2 separate regions of the Homo sapiens genome follow, and region 2 is linked to region 1. The links are chromatin loops, found by intact Hi-C in ENCODE. Cell type or tissue: OCI-LY7. All regions are shown on one strand.

What was found. Hi-C counts contacts between places; a loop is a spot of excess contacts. Peaks named below come from ENCODE experiments on the same cell type or tissue, not always from the same donor. Only the 100,000 strongest peaks of a DNase experiment are listed, where the experiment ranks them.
Region 2: it touches region 1 in a loop (10-fold over the local background); 39 of 110 quality-filtered maps call a loop at or near these places.

Annotation. Positions count from the first base shown.
Region 1 is chr2:131,668,899-131,676,898 of GRCh38, reverse strand. No RefSeq gene overlaps it. Among named protein-coding and RNA genes, the nearest start is that of LINC03124, 9.6 kb to the left of the region's middle. RefSeq lists enhancers at 2,610-3,247, 3,248-3,887, 4,063-4,362, 3,888-4,526, 7,724-7,903 and a cis regulatory region at 7,696-8,000. In OCI-LY7, CTCF peaks have their summits at 2,538, 2,747 (motif pointing left), 3,847 and 4,051 (motif pointing right); DNase peaks (open chromatin) are centred at 2,768, 4,298, 4,658 and 7,858; H3K4me3 peaks cover 2,495 bases; H3K27ac peaks cover 2,131 bases.
Region 2 is chr2:131,150,282-131,158,281 of GRCh38, reverse strand. No RefSeq gene overlaps it. Among named protein-coding and RNA genes, the nearest start is that of PLEKHB2, 49 kb to the right of the region's middle. RefSeq lists enhancers at 1,516-1,685, 3,659-3,928. In OCI-LY7, CTCF peaks have their summits at 3,916, 4,122 (motif pointing left), 5,789 and 5,990; DNase peaks (open chromatin) are centred at 4,091 and 6,031.

The sequences.
Region 1 (8,000 bases):
TTCGAGAAACTCTGTCTGTACTAAAAATACAAAATTAGCCAGGTGTGGCGGCACATGCTTGTAATCCCAGCTACTTGGAGGCTATGGCAGAAGAATCGCTTGAACCTGAGAGGCAGAGGTTGTGGTGAGCCGAGATCACCCCGTTGCACTCCAGCCTAGGCAACAAGATCAAAACTCCATCCCCCCGCTCCCCAAAAAAAAGAAAAGAAAAGAAATCTGAAAAAAGGAAAAGAGAATTGAGGATAAGGTTTTGGGATACAAAATCCAAAATCAAGTGATAGAAATAAGTTCAAATATATCACTTTTTCCTACCAAACCTAGAGGGATTAACCTCATATATTAAAATACAAAATTGTTAATAACAAAGCAGCACTTTCAAATTAAAGAAAGAAAAATAATGGGAATAAAAATTTTAAGTAAATATTCACAGAAAGCAAGCTGCTACCACAAAATTAATTTTAGTTCAAATAAAATTTAAGGAAGAAATAATAAACAACAGGATAGACACTGCACATGGAGGGACAATAGAACCGAGTAGGTGAAGCAACGTCAAGTCCAACGCTGGCCTCGCCTCCAGGACGTACAAAGAAACTAACAGGAAGAGCAGGTCTAGAGAGGGATGCTGGAACTCATACTTCTGAATTTAAATGGGAAATAGACAAAGATGTTATGTGTTTATAAAATATTTTAAAATCACAACAAATGCTGAATATACATTTTCTAATATATGTAATACTTACTAAATGGGACCCATATTAGGTTGCAAAAGAAATTACAAAAAAACTGGAGCTAGGGACCAAAGGACTAACAGAAGTCAGAACAAAAAACACGCCCCATATATTTTAGGAAAAAACGGCACAGTGATTTAATGGTAAATCACTATAAACATGAAGGGATTCACCTAGAATAGAGATGAGATTCCAGAGTTCAAGACGACAACATGTGTCAGCCTGACTTTCTGAATGACTGCATAGGAAAGCCTGCCATCCAAGGAAGCGCAGAAAAGGACACCCCTCAGGTCCTGGATGGAGGAGGATGACCCCCAATACTGGATGGAGAAGGATGCCCCCCAGTCCTAGATGGAGAAGGATATCCCCCTCAGTCCTGGATGGAGAAGGATGCCCCCTAGTTACTGGATGGGAAAGGATGTCCCCCAAGTCCTGAATGGAGAAGGATAACCCCCCAGTCTTGGATGGAGAAAGACAACCCCCAGTCCTGGATGGAGAAGGATAACCCCCCAGTCCTGGATGAAGAAAGATGCCCCCCAAGTCCTAAATGGAGAAGGATGCCCCCCAAGTCCAGATGAAGAAGAATTTCCCCCACTCCTGAATGGAATAGGATCCCCCTCAAGTCCTGGGTGGATAAGACACCTCCCAAGTCCTGGGTGGAGAAGGACATCCTTCAGGTCCCAGATGGAGAAGGATGTTCCCCAAGTCCTGCTTGGAGAGGGTGGCTCTGGGGACCGCATGGGGAAGGATGCCCTTTTTCCAGCCTCCCCATCCATACTTATCCTGACCTGTTAGTGTAGAACAAAGAGATTTGGAGGAAGAAACACGGGACTAAATTTACTCAGAATGTTTTCCTTTTAATTAACATTTTATAAATTCTGATTTTTCTTTGATAAAAATAAGCGAAATGTATGATATAAACACAGTGTAACAACCAATTAGACCTATTTTTCCAAATCTGTGTCCTGGTTACCGGCTCTATTAGTCATTCTGCTTTGCTGTATTTGTAAAACTTCTCAAAATTAAAGATAAAAGAGTTTATTGCTAGTAACATGTACAAATAGGCATTGAATAAAATGTGACTCTTTAAAAATTAGTTTATTCTATGGGCTTCTTTTGGTGTACTAAGATTACTAGTGGATCTTTATTACAAGCTCACTGGTAAAAATAGACAATGTGATAATATTCTAATTTGTTAGAAATTAGTGTTGAGTGAGTATTAATCAAAACTTTAAAACCAAAATACATGGACATAAGAATAAATTATTCGACTTAATTATCTACTGACTTTAAATTCTAATTGCTAAATTTACTTTTTGTCCATTTCACCTCCTTCAAATCGCCAATTAACTCTTCATTTTTCTCTCCTGTCAATATTTTATTCTCATTTATTTTTTTCTATTTCCTGATTTTTTGAATAACTAAGGGAGTCGTGTTTTGCTTGTGTTAGAATGACTTCATTACACCAACCCATTAGGCAACTAGACCCTCACCAAGGTGAGCACTAGGAGACTTCAGACCATGGAGCCTCTCCTGATTTTTGACTCAGGCTACCTGGCAACTGTGTTTAAATTACGAATTGTTTAATTTTTTAGATCCCCTATAGATAAAGAAGGATTTTAATAACCATCAATTTAAAATGCACATGGACACTTTGTAACTGACATTTATTGCAGTTTCTGTGCTGCAGCCTCATGAGTAACTGTTTGTAAGGAACATCATGTTCCTCATTCTGCCCTTGCTCCTTGGGCTCCAACGGGAAAAACCAGAAATTCTGTGGGTATAAAACATGGAAACATTCATTCTTTGAAGAAAAAGGCTGCAAAGCAGAGACAAGAACAGGGAAAGGATGTTATCGAATACATGCAAATGGATAAAATATGAATGATTATGTTCTCATGTTCAACCCAATTTTTAAAAATGGATGTATGAGCAGTGCGAGCATTTACTCAGGCCATGGTGAGCCTGTGGGCAGCGGTGGCAAACCCGGACTCCGCCCGCCGACACCAGCGGCCCGGAAACCCTAGCGCCAGAGGCCACCTAGTGGCCAAAGTCAGGCAGTCGGCCCACAGCTGCAGGAGAGCTGCAACGCGCCCTTCAGCGGATTCCCGGAGGCTGCACAGTGCCCAGCTCCCGCCACCCGGTGCTCTGGGCGCGGGCAAGTGACCCTCAGGCCGTCTGGGACAGGACCAGCCCTGCGGCCTCAGCGGTGGGCTCAGGGGCGGCTGCCAAGTGCACACGGTGAACTATAGCAGCTGTGGCAGCCCCCGACCCTGTGCAAGCCACCGGCAGTGCAGACCCCATGACCAAAAGCCGCCGCGTCCCCTAACTCAGGCGGTCGGCCCCCCAGCAGCCAGAGGGGGGAAACCTGCAGCTCAGCCCCATCCCAGCGCCTGCACTGTGCTCAGCGCCCGTAATCCCACTCTCTGGGCGCGGGCAAGGAAGACTAGACCTTAGGGTGGGAGGGCGGTGCACTCGCGGACCCTCAAGCCTTCTGGAACAAGCCCTGCCATCCTCCGCCGCGGGATCAGCGGCAGCTGCCACATGCACACTCCTGGAAGCAGCATTGGTGGCAGCTCTGGTCTCTGCCAGCTCCAGCAAGAACGCGGACCCCAGAGCCAGAGGTCACTGCAGCGCATGTTAGGAGGTTGGCCTCTCAGCCGCAGGAGGGCAGGAATCTGCGCTCAACCAGATCCTCATGGCTGCACAGTGTCCAACGCCCACGACCCCGCAATCTGGGCGCTGGTCTAGGAATAACGGACCCTAGGGTGGAAGGGAGGTGCACTCACCCACCCCTGGGCAGCCTCACACCAGCCCTGCCAGCATCTGCCTTGGGCTCAGCTGCAGCTGGCGCCTGCGCATGGCACAGGGCAGTAGCAGTGGCAGCCCTGCCCCTGCCCTCAGACACCAGCAGCAAAGACCCCAGGGCCGGACGCCTCCAAGGCACTTAAGTCAGGTGGTCGGTCCCATAGCTGCAAGAGGGCGGGAATCGGCTGCTCAGCCCCATAGCAGCTGTGGCAGCCCCCATCTCTGTCCATGCCACCAGTAGCACGAACCCTAGGGCCAGATACTGCGGTGGAGCCTAATTCAGACTGTAGCTGCAGCAAGGCGGGAATCGGCCGCTCAGCCCCATCCTGGAGGCTGCTCTGTGTCTAGCGCTCGCACACCACGTCCTGGGAGCAGTCTAAGGAACAGCAGACCCTAGGGGGTAGGGCGGTGCACTCAGCGACCCTCAGGGTGTCTGGGACCAGCCCTGCCAGCCTCTGCCATGCTCTCAGCTGCAGCTACCATCGCCAGGTGGCGCCCGTTAGCAATGGTGGAAACCACACCCCCCTCCTCCGACCTTACCTGCCCCCAACAGCAGTGCAGATTCCATAGCTGGATGCCTTGCCAGGGCGGGAACCAGCCGCACAGCCTATTCTGGGCAGCTGCACAGGGCCCAGCGCCCGAAACCCCGAGCTCTGGGCGCGGGCCAAGGAAGAGTCCACCCTAGGCTGAGAGGGTGGTGCACACCGCGATCCTCAGGCTTTCTGGGACCAACCCTGCCGGCTTCTACTGAGAGCTCAGCTGCAGCTGCCACCTGTACAAGGGCGCGACAGCAGCAGAGCAACCCGGCACTTTGCCTGCACCAGAGCCCTGACACGGGGGACAAGGCCGCCTCAGCGCCTAATTCAGGCAGTCAGCCCCGCAGCTGCAGCAGGGCAGAAACCTTTGCCCTCGGCCCAGTCTCCTTGGCTGCACAGTTCCCAGTGCCCGCGACCCGAACTCTGGGCTCAGGCAAAGGAAGAGCGGACCCTAGGGTGGGATAGTGCTCCACTCAATGACCCTGAGGCTGCCTCGGAAACGCCTTGCCAGCCTCTGTCATGGGCTCAGCTGCAGCAGCCACCTGCACATGGCGCGCGGAGCAGACTTGATGGCAACTCCAGACCATGCTTTTACACCAGCCAGGCGGACTCCAGGGCCAGAGGCCGCCCAGCGGCTAATTCAGGTGGTCCGGCCCCAGCTGCAGGAGGGCGGGAACCGGCAGCTCAGCCATTTCCTGGCGGCTGCCCTGTGCCCAGCGCCTGCACACCCTGATCTGGGCGCCTACAAGAAAGAGCTGACTCTAGGGTGAAAGGACCGTCCACTCAGCGACCCCCAGGCTGTCTGGGACCAGCCCTGCCTGCCTCTGCTGTAGATTCAGCTGCAGTGGTAACCTGCACAAGGCGCGCAGCAGCAGCTGTGGCAAACTCCGACCCTGCCAGCTCCACCAGCAGCGCGGACCCTTGGGCCAGAAGCCTCCACGACGCCTAAGTCAGGGTGTTGGTCTCTAGCTGCAGGAGGGCAGAAACTGGCGCTCAGCCTCACCTCAGAGGCTGCATGGTGCCCAGAGCCAGGGCCCAGCTCTTCTAGTGCAGGTTGGAGAGGCCCCCCAGGCTGGAGAGCAGTGTCATGAACACAGCTTACTGAAGCCTCAACCTCCCAGATTCAAGCTACCCTCTCACTTCAGCCTCCTGAGTAGCTGGTAGCTGGGACTACAGGCGGGTGCCATCGTGCCTGGCTATTATATTTTATATACATTTTGGAGAGACAGGGTCTCACCATGTTGCCCAGGCAGGTCTTGAAAGCCTGGAGTTCAAGTGATCCTCTCACCACCTTACCTCCCTCAGTGGTGGGATTATATGTGTGAGCCACTGTGCCCTACCTGCCGCTTTTCTTATAAGGATACTTGTCATTGGATTTAGGGCCCATCCTAATCATCTCAAGGTGCTGGATTTAATTACATCTGCAGATTGTTTTCCAAATAAAGGCACATTCACACATTCCAGGTAGACATATCTTTTGATAGACCACCATGCAATCCACTCTAGGAGTATTAACGTGCCGTGTGGACTGAGGCACCAAAGAATCACATTATTATGTCATATAACTTGCCTTATTTGTAGTGACCCGTGGGCTTGGAAACAGAACCATATGCAGCTGTCAGGGAAGTGCACAGTGCCTGACCTTTCCCGCAGCCTCCTCCCTACTGGTCTTCCATGAGAGGATCATCCCTTGAGAGTGTCGAGAGATTCCTGTTAAATGCTAAAGACCACAGGGGCGTTTGGGAGGGGGAAGATGTTTGGGGAGCAACTTAGTTGTCCTGAGGTGCCTATCACCCTTCACTGTTTCAGCAATATGGATCTTCCAAGGACCTGGGAATGGGAACCAGGCATAAGACAGATACATGTGGATGAGAAGAGGCCAGAGTCTTTCTCTGTGTAGGTACCAGCCCAAGATGAGCATTGCTCCAGAAACACATGCACTCATGATGCTAAACCCAATCTATTGAGGACTTAATACAAACTGAGATTTGTTTAAAGCATTTAATTCTTACCACAGTCCTTTGACATCTTATTATCTCCATTTTACAGATAAAGAAACAGGCACAGAGGGTTTAAGTAACATGTACAAGATCACACAATCACAACTAGTAAAGCCAGAATTAAAGTCCAGTCGGTCTGCATTCAAAGCCTGTGCTCCTGCCCCAAAATGAGAAGTAATGACTTAAAGGCAAGAAAAACAGACCCTCCTTTACCCACCATCCTCATACACAGACTTCCAGCCCAGGATCTGAGCCATTTATTCATTTTCTCTCATATTCATTCATTCATTCAGTTCTTCATCACACATTTAGTGAAGTTCTGTCGTGGAATGTTCACACAGAAGGTACAAAAATGAGGCAGGTGTATTTTCTCCCATCTAACAGGGGATGACCACATGAAGAGAACTGATGGGCTGTGTGTCCCATGGCCTTACAGGGCAGTGGTGGAGGGTGGCCCAGGTCATCCACTTTCTGGGGAGGCAGAACCAGAAGCACCAGTTGGACAACTACTAGAGATGTTTATGCAGCCTCATATGTTAAGTCATATATTTTGAAAGCTTTTTAAATTTTTTCTTTAAGAAGATTTTAGATGCTTATCACTGAGTACCAGAGGGATGTAGGCTGGTGCCCTTATTAACAAAGTCAGGGACCGTGGCACACAAGGATTGACTACTGCAGATACGGTCACAATGCTACCTCTAGATGGCCTGAATCCCCCTGCCCTCTCTGGTGGGGAGAAGGGCTGGCAGAGCCATTAGCATGGGCTCCGGCCAATCCTGGCCACTTTGATGCTCCTGGTGCTGACCCAGGGTCCTGGAGGAAGGGATGAGGTGGGCAGTAGAGATGCTTAGGGCAGCAGCCCCTTTCCATCCACACTGGAACTATTTCAGTATTTTACCACCAATTCGGCCATTCCGTTGTGCGCTGGCTGAACATCAGCCCTGCTCCAGGTCTCAGTTTCCCCTTTGTAAAAGGAAAGCTCTGGATTCAGGGGTGACCAGAGGTCATCATGGTCTTGAGATTCGAGGCCTGTAGGCAGGGGGTGAGAGGTTCACTAGGAGCACAGAAGGCCAAGGTTGGGGAGAGGCAGCAGAGAGAGTGGCCTCCCTTCGGCCCAGGTGGGAGGTTCACAGAGACACACTTCCTTCTTCCCCAAGGCAGGACTTGTTATAGTGAGCTTCAGGCAGTCTGGCTCTTAGGACTAACTAGGATGTCACCCTCCCTGCAGCATCCACCACTCCATAGACAACATGAGAGGAGTGTGTAAGTATAACTAGAACAAGCTAGTGTCCTGATATTCTCTGTGATGGAGGGGACAGCCCTCCTCAGAGACCCGGGGGGGCCCAGAACCATGGGCAGCCTGAACACACTTTACTTTCTCAGCAGTGAAAATCAGAACCCTGGCCTACTAAAGCAGAAATTAAAAAGAGAAAAACCTAAGTTCCTGCCTGTTCCAGGCTGACTCACTCCAAGGCCGTGCTAGAATTAAGATAACTTTATATACAAGGCCAGGAAGAGCCCAGAAGGAATGGACTCCAGGAACAGGGATGAGAAAAACAAGTTCTTATCAGCTTCCCCCTTTGAGATTCTTTCCCAGGCCAATATTTCTTTGTTCTGCTCTCATAACTATTTTTGTAACTATCTCTGTAAGTTTATAAGGATTTTTTAAGTTCCTGTTTTCCATCTGTGTGACCCTGAGAAGGTCACAAGACATGCCTGAGCAAGCCTAAAATAGTTACCATCTGCTGAGAGCCTGCTGGGTGGCCCAGCAGAGGTCATCAGACATGTTTGAGTCATACACTTGTCACTGTTTGATTAACTGCCTTTGTTCTGCTTCTGTAAGCTTGCTAAGCCCGCCCTGTAAGTTTTGCACAGCTGCATGCTTAAAAACCAGGCCCCGTCTTTTTTCCGGGCTCAGCCTTTTGGAT
Region 2 (8,000 bases), 520 kb after region 1:
ACACATTTATTTACTATTTACAGCTGTGGAGGTGAGCGATCACAGTGTGAGCAGTGCCGCATCCTTCTTGGAGCTTCCCCGGGGAGCATTCAGCTCCTTATGCTAATATGCATAGCACCACTCACCTGATTGTTTTTCACTCAGCCGTTATGATCTTCATGGTCTTCATTTACTTCCATTAGTTCTGAAATGATTCTTTGTGCCATGATTTACTTTATTCCCATTATTGGACATTTAAGATGTTAACAATTTTCAGCTAGGTATGCATGATGAGCAACTTTGTGTAGGAGACATTTTTCCCTTTTGGGGTTATCTTTTTTGAGATGGATACCCATAAGGACATGGTCAGAGTATGCACATTTTTAAGGATTTCAATACATACTGTCAAGCTGCCCTCCCGATAGATGGCAGTGTGGGAGGTGTCCACCACACTACACCCTCAAAACTGGCCCAGATCTCTGCATTCACAATCCCTGAGCAGAGCAAGGCTGGACTGACGGAAAGCTGTGAAGGCACATTCAATGGGGAGTTCCTGGGCCAGGAGATCCAGGAGGGGCACTGAACTGGCACAGTCACCAAGGAGCCCATGGGGTGGCCAAGAGCAGGCACATCATGTGGCCAGGAAGAGGGCAGGGCTTAACCACAAGCAATAGGTGGGCAGGGGGTTGATAAAGGAGGTGGAAAGAATGGAGCACAGGTGGAGGTGTGGGCGGCTGGGCCACGTGGTGGTGGGAGCTCCTGAGCACGATGGAGCAGAGTCCCTAAGTGTGGATCCTACTAGGGGATGGGACAGCCCCTAGATGACAGGCCACAGCCAAGGGCCTGGCTATAGGAGGCCCGACTGCCCGCGGTGCCTCATGTGGCTGTGGCGTTGTTTAGGGAGCAAAAATGCCTGGCAGAGGTCCAGCGGGGATGGGGTCAGTCCAGGTGCACTCTGCTTCCAGCCCATCACCCGGCACAAGGAGATTCACTAGAGGAAGGGGCTCCATTTTCTGACTCATGCACAGCTACCAGACAAGCTCCTAGAGCCTGGCCATGCCCAGCCCAGGACCAGGTGTGGAGCAGTTAGTTGCTCAGGGCATGTTTGATGAGGGACTAAGGGAATGAATGAATGCAGAATGCCCTAAGACCCTGCACAAAGAGGCCCTCACTTTACTTTTGGTCACAGCCTCCACACAACACAAGGACCGCTAAGGCAGGTCTCCCTTCCATGGCTAAAGTGAATGAATGTCCCCACCCCCAACCTCCCCAGGGGTGCTGTGCCCATCCAGCAGGCCCGGGCCTGGCCAGCAGAGGGCTGGCCTCATGTCCACCGGCTGCATGAGGTGAGGAGGGCAGGCTCTGGAGTTACACCGGCCTCAGAAAACCCCGCTCCTGCCGTCCCTGCTGTGTGGCCTGGGGCTGCTGAGAGAGAACGGCCGGTGCACATGGCAGAACAAGGCCAGCCTGGTGCCCACACCCACTCCTAGCTCAGCTCATCCTCACATTCTGCTGAAACCCATGGCCCAGGCCCACTGAAGGAAACCCTCCAGGACAGGGCTTGGAGCATGGTGCGGCCACAGCACCCCAGGGGGTTTGATCAGTAATTTGGAGGAAACAGAAACTGAAAGTGTAGCTCTTCTGTCTGCAGCCGGTCCACCCCCACCTCCCCGCAGCCTTCCACCCTTCTGCCCCCACCTCACAGGGTGCCCCAGGTGTCCCCTCATGCTCAGGCATGGTGCCACCGCCTAAGGGCCAGTCTCCACCTCCAGCCTCCTAGGGGCTGAGGGCCTGAGGACCAGCACAAACTCCTTGGCCTTTCCTGTTTCATGGTAGCAGGGCTTCTGCTGCCTTCAAGGTGTGTCCCAGGAAAACCAGCCAAGACTTCAGCCCTGAAGTCAATGCTGCCCCCTCGAAGATAGCCTGAGTGTTTGCCACAAGTGACATGCTTAGGGTCTTAATCAGGCATTACTTTCCAATCCGCGAATGTGGGACAGAATGTTATTAATCAACTCCACAACTGCTGAGCGTAGCGTCCAAGCTGGCACCAAGGTCCGTTGGGACCTGCCTCTGGGAGAGGGTGGCTGAGAGCCCCTGCTGTACTGGCATCTCCCGCTCTGAGTCCTCATCTGTAAACGTGGTCCTCAGAGCAGCCCTGAGAGCTCTGCGCCCAACAGTCTTCTAAGTGGTCCCGTGTGTGTTCGTTCCTCACTCCAGCAACTCTCTAAGGCTGACGCTGTCATTGTCCCATTTACAGACGTGATTGCTGAGGTTCAGGGAGGATTTTGGGGGAGGTGGAGGCAGCTCGGCCTTTCTCTCTCTGGAGCTCTCCTCTGGAGACCCCACCCAGCAGGCGCTGCCTCCCAAGGCTGGTGGCACGGCTTCTCTTACAGACCCGGTGTTGTGCCACGTGGCACACAAGACCCAGGACAGCCAGGCCTGGACCACTCATGTAGCTGACTCAGGGCCAGGTGTGAATTGGGAGTGGAGATGATAATCACCTCTCTGGACATTAGATGCAGGGTGCAGGAGTGACGGTGTGGGGGCAAAGAGCGCGCGCACGCGCACACGCACGCACACATGAACAAGCACGCACATGCACGCACGCACACATGAACACGCACGCGCGTGCCTCAAGGCCAGCTGCGCAGTGTCCACGTGGAGCCTCCTGAGGGCAGGACCGTGCCCCCTGGCTCCCTCGTGCTGCCGGGCCGGCCGCAGGGCCGCAGCGGACACCGATGAGGGAAGGACAGCCCCGCAGAGAGCGGAAGTAGCGGGCGCGGACCTCGAGGGGCTGGACCCTCAGCCTCCACCGCGCCTATGCTCAGGGCCGGAGCTGCGCGAGGCCCCCTGGGAGAGGCCCAGCCCCTGTCAGGAGGGGTCTGGGGAGGGAGGCTCCAGAAGGTGCAGGGAACTGGACTCACGGCCTCCCCCATCCCCAACTCCAGTTCACTCGGCTTTCCACTGAAACGTGGCAGGGACACCGATGCCCTCCACGTGCCCAACCCGCCTTGCCCCCGCGCCCTCTGTTGCTACTGTGCCCAGGCCTCTGAACTGACCTCCGGACATTCCCACTCGGATGTTCAGCAGAAATCTCGCCCTTCACAACCACACTCCTAAGTCTCTGCCCCACAGCATCACCTACGAGCACCCCCGCACAAGGCCCAGGAGCTCTGCCAGAAATCACTTCCCCCCACCCGATAGCCGCCCTGCAGCCAGCCATCTCAAGGGCTCCCGCGGTGTGGCCACACAGCTGCCATCCCCAAATCGCTTTCCAAAGTTCTCTGCCCTCGCAGCCCACGGCCCATAGCCACTCCCGCCTGAGCCCGCCTGCGGGCCTCGCACAGCAGCTCCTCGCCTGGAATCCAGCGCACGCCCTTCCGCGACCCGGGCAGTCCTCCCGATGCTCTGCCCAGCCCCGCTGGGAGGATAGCGGCTGGGTTGGTGTGGCTGCAGGCAGAGACCTTGCCTGCCCTACTCAGCCTCCTCCACCGGCGCCCGGGAGGGTGTCCAGTGCGTCCGGGGGTGTGGGCTGGCCTTGAACTCAGGGGAGCTGGAGTGGGCAAGCTGGGAGGGGACTGTGGGCAAAGCCTGCTGGGCTGTGTTCAGTAGGAGGCTTTTGGTCCACCAAGCCTGTGGTGGCGGTTAGGGACGTGTAGTTACAGGGCCGGGCAGGGCCTGGACCAATAGCCCAAAGTCGGCCTCAGCATTGGCACAGCAGGACAGGCCTTCGGAGGCCCCACCGTGACGACGGGACTGGGTGGAGGGTCAGAGGCCGTGGCCAGGAGTCACAATGGGGACAGAGCAGGGTGGTTGGAGAAGCCTCCTAGGGCAGAATAAGACAGTGAGGACTCGGCAGTAGTAGAGGAGGAGTTGGGCGTGCCCCGCAAATCTCACAACATCCCACTAGGTGCTGTGGGGCTGTCCCTGTCCCCACCACACAGGACGCTGACATATCTGCCACCTTCGGGCCCAGATGACTCACCCTGAGCAGTCAGAAAAGCACAGGGAAGCATTCATCCTGTGAGAAGCTCAGAAGCCCTTTACCCTCTCAGGACCTCTCCTGAGATGTAGCAGGGGCCAGGCTGGCGAGGGAGGTGTGGCAGCCGGAACATTCCTGAGGCTGCCCTGACACCTGGTGGCAGCCCTCAGAACTAGCAGCTGCACAGAGGAAGTGCCGTTGAGCAGGAGTGAGCGCAGGAAGGGGGAGAGAGAAAGGGGGAGTGGGAGAGAGGGAGTCCATTCTAGACCAGTGGTCCTCAAATTTGAACCTGTAATGGCATCACCCTGAGGGCTGTCACTGACTTGGGAGATCCAGAACTGCTGGAAAATCAGCATTTCTAAGAGGCTCCCAGAGGCTGCTGTGCTGCTGGTCTGGGACCAAGCCATGGGTCTGGGAAAGGAATGGAGGGATGTCTCTGCTCCTACTGGGTGCCTACTGGGTGGTACTGTTATTACTATACCTTCCTTATAAAGGAGGCCACTGAGGCTAGAGAGGCCACGTTCCCACGCTATCCACATCCATGCCCACAGAAGTGATAAAGATTTGAATTCAGTGCAGCCCCAGAGTCCTCCCTAGGGGTCCCTGCTGCACATCTGTTGAGCAGGTCATAGCCTGGGTGTGTCTGCACCAGGTAGGCAAGACGGCTCCTGAGAATGGGCCCTGCCTAGCACGCCTGCCAGGGGACTGAACCAGGAACACACAAGCTGCTCACCTGGCCTCTGACAGGTTAGTGAAAGAACTGGGCAGGGCCTGCCTGGGGTGCTACCTAGGAGCACCTAGCTCACTGCCCTTTGGAGGTGACCCTGTTTGAGAAATGTCATTCTGATGACATAGCAGTGGAGGGTCTGATGGAGCTGCCAGCTCTCCTGGGGCCCAGGAGGAGGTGCCTCTCACCTGATTCCCACTTCCCAGGCAGGGGCACGCCCAGAGAGCCATGCAAAGCCAGTGCTGGGCCCCTTCCTGCCTCCCACTGGCCAGTGACTGTCCCTGGACTCAGCAGCACCACAGGAGGGGAGGAGGCCGTACTGTCCAGTGTCGCTCCTCAGCATCGTGCTGAGCTGGAGGGAAGGCCAGGAGGCCTCCTAGAGGAGGGGACGCCTGTCCAGCAGCTCAGTGGACATCAGTGAGTTGAGCAGGGAGGGAGAGGAGAGAGGAAGGCAGAGGCCTCAGAAAGGGCAGGCCTTGGAGGCCAAGACCAGGGGAGTCAAGGCTGCACAGAATCACCTGAGGGCAGGTGGAAATGCAGACTCGGGCCACCCGAGACCCCCTCAGGACGTTGTGGCTTTAAGTCCCAGGAATATGCATTTCTTTTTTTTTTTTTTTTTTTTTTTTTTTAGATGGAGTCTTGCTCTATCGCCCAGGCTGTAGTGTCGCAATCTCAGCTCACTGCAAACTCCGCCTCCCAGGTTCACGCCATTCTCCTGCCTCAGCCTCGTTGAGTAGCTGGGACTACAGGCGCCCACCACCGTGCCCGGCTAATTTTTTGTAGTTTTAGTAGAGACGGGGTTTCACTGTGTTAGCCAGGATGGTCTCTGTCTCCTGACCTTGTGATCCGCCCACCTCGGCCTTCTAAAATGCTGGGATTACAGCTGTGAGCCACTGCGCCCGACCAGGAATATGCATTTCTAACCTGCTCCTGTCCACTGGAGTTTGGACCTCAGGATTCCCAAGACCTTGGCAAGGTGGCCAACTTGTGCCCCCAATACCAGGTAAAATGAGAGCAAGGTGGCAGAGTAGCCTCTGCCCCAGCCCAGCCCACACTGCCTCCTCCCTGCCTGCTGGGGTCCCACAGGTCCCAGAGCCAGCCACCAAGCCAGGCAGGACCTCAGGCCTACCCAGGTGCCTCAGGGTACACCACATCTGTCCCTCATCTGTAAGCCTGCATCATAAGAAACATTTATTGTCAGTAGTTACAAAGGTTCCCAGCACCACTCTCCATGCCTCCCATCTGTGCTGACTCAGTGAATGCACATCACAGTCCTTCAGGGTGCTCCTACTGTACCTGTCGTAAACAAAAGGGGAAACGCAGCGGCGAGCCGCCCCCCAGAGCATGCAGCTGGTAAATGCCCGGTGATGGCTCAGGCCAGGCATCACTGCCACCATGCCTCATTACCCCCACCTCCACCAGCTTAGGTTAGTGGTTGAAGGGAGAAAGTTCTGCAAGAAGAGTAAAAGTGGGGGATTATGCAAAGACTAATAAAAGGTCCGGGGAACACAGAAATGCCAAGACTCCATGTTTACATTCCCTGGAGGGGCAGAGGAAGCCCTTCCCACCTGCAAAGCTCAGGCGTGGCAGGGCCTTCCTTGGCCATGAGAACAAGAAGTGAGTGGTCTCACCTTTGAGGGCAATGGAGACACGAACTGTCACCCAGTTTTACAAATAACAGAAGAGAAGCTCAGGAAAAGAGGAACAGAGGGTCAAATCTGCAGAGGACTCAGTGTGCCCAGCACCGTGCTCGGCCTTCCTGCACACTCAGGTCACTTAGTCCTCTACCAGCCCTGTGGGCTTGGTATCACCCCCTTCCCTCCAGCCATTCACAGACATGAAAAGGCTCAGAAGGGCAAGCCCCGACCCTGGGACCCCACGTGGTGTGGTGTTATCTGGACCCCTTGCTCTGGTGAGGCCTGGGCAGTGGGAGCACTGTCCCCCTCCCCAAGTATGGTCTCGCTGACTGCTGTGCCCCCTCACCTGGCACAGCACCCAGCGGCAGCTCATCCTGGTCAGCTTTACTGTACGGCAAACAATGCTCCCCCTGCCTTCCGTGACATGGAGCCCCTGAGGGGCAGCTGTGAAGGCTCTGCCCCATGAGTCTTATCTGGGACCACAGAGGAGGGACAGCTCCTGCAGTGGTGAAAAGGATGAGAAGGCTGGAGAAGCCCCCTCTGCTTCCTACAGCACCTGCTCAAACATGACACACTCACACCCCCTTCCCCCAGGCATGGCACACCACCCGCTAGGCTTGGACTCTGTTCCTCCGGTGGGCAAGATGGCATGGGCAGGCTCTCAGCACCAGGCAGGAACTTATAGGCCGCTCACAGGGAAGGGGGAGCAGGACAACCAGGGGCAATAACGCAGTCATCCTCAGCATGACTGTAATGTAATAAAGGACAAATGGATGGAGGAACTATATTCCTTGCTGGAAAGGGTGAATATCTTCTCTAGGCCCATCCACAACAGTTGGTAAGTGGGGAAAGAAACGATTTAACAGCAACGAAAATATCAGTGACCAAATGACATTTGTGTTGTGTGAACTAACAATTTGCTTGTAATTTGCAACCACTGGCTTTATTAATCAGTAAAAACTGTACAAAGTAAATACAAACCCAACTTCCACCGAGAATTGGCGATACTTGATGATCATGATCTGTCATTAACTACGGCCTGTTATCAGCAGCTGAGGCGAGGGCCATTTCTTCCTGGGTTCAGACGATACTTCCCAGACCTCAAGCACTGAGCCCAGGCCACATGATTAGCCCTCACCACTGGAAGGGGAGCGCCACTCCAGAGCTGAGGATGGGTGTGTCTTCACTGTCTTTTCTTCCAGCAGGTTGTATAAGTTCCCACAGCAGATTCCAAGGCAAAGAGATAAAAGCAGTTTTGGTCCCTGAATGACAGCCTGGAGCAGAAGCCTCTCATCCCTTATGAACCCACAATGGACTGCGACTTGAACAAGAAATAGAGCTTTTCGGTCGAGCGTGGTGGCTCACTCCTGTAATCCCAATACTTTGGGAGGCCAAGGCGGGCGGATCATGAGGTCGGGAGATTGAGACCAGCCTGGCTAACATGGTGAAACCCCATCTCTACTAAAAATACAAAAAATTAGCCAGGTGTGGTGGCGGGCACCTGTAATCCCAGCTACTTGGGAGGCTGAGGCAGAAGAATGGCGTGAACCCAGGAGGCAGAGCTTGCAATGAGCCGAGATGACGCCACTGCACTCCAGCATGGGCAACAGAGTGAGACTCCGTCTCTAAATAAATAAATAAATAAATAAATAAATAAATAAAACAAAAAAGTCAT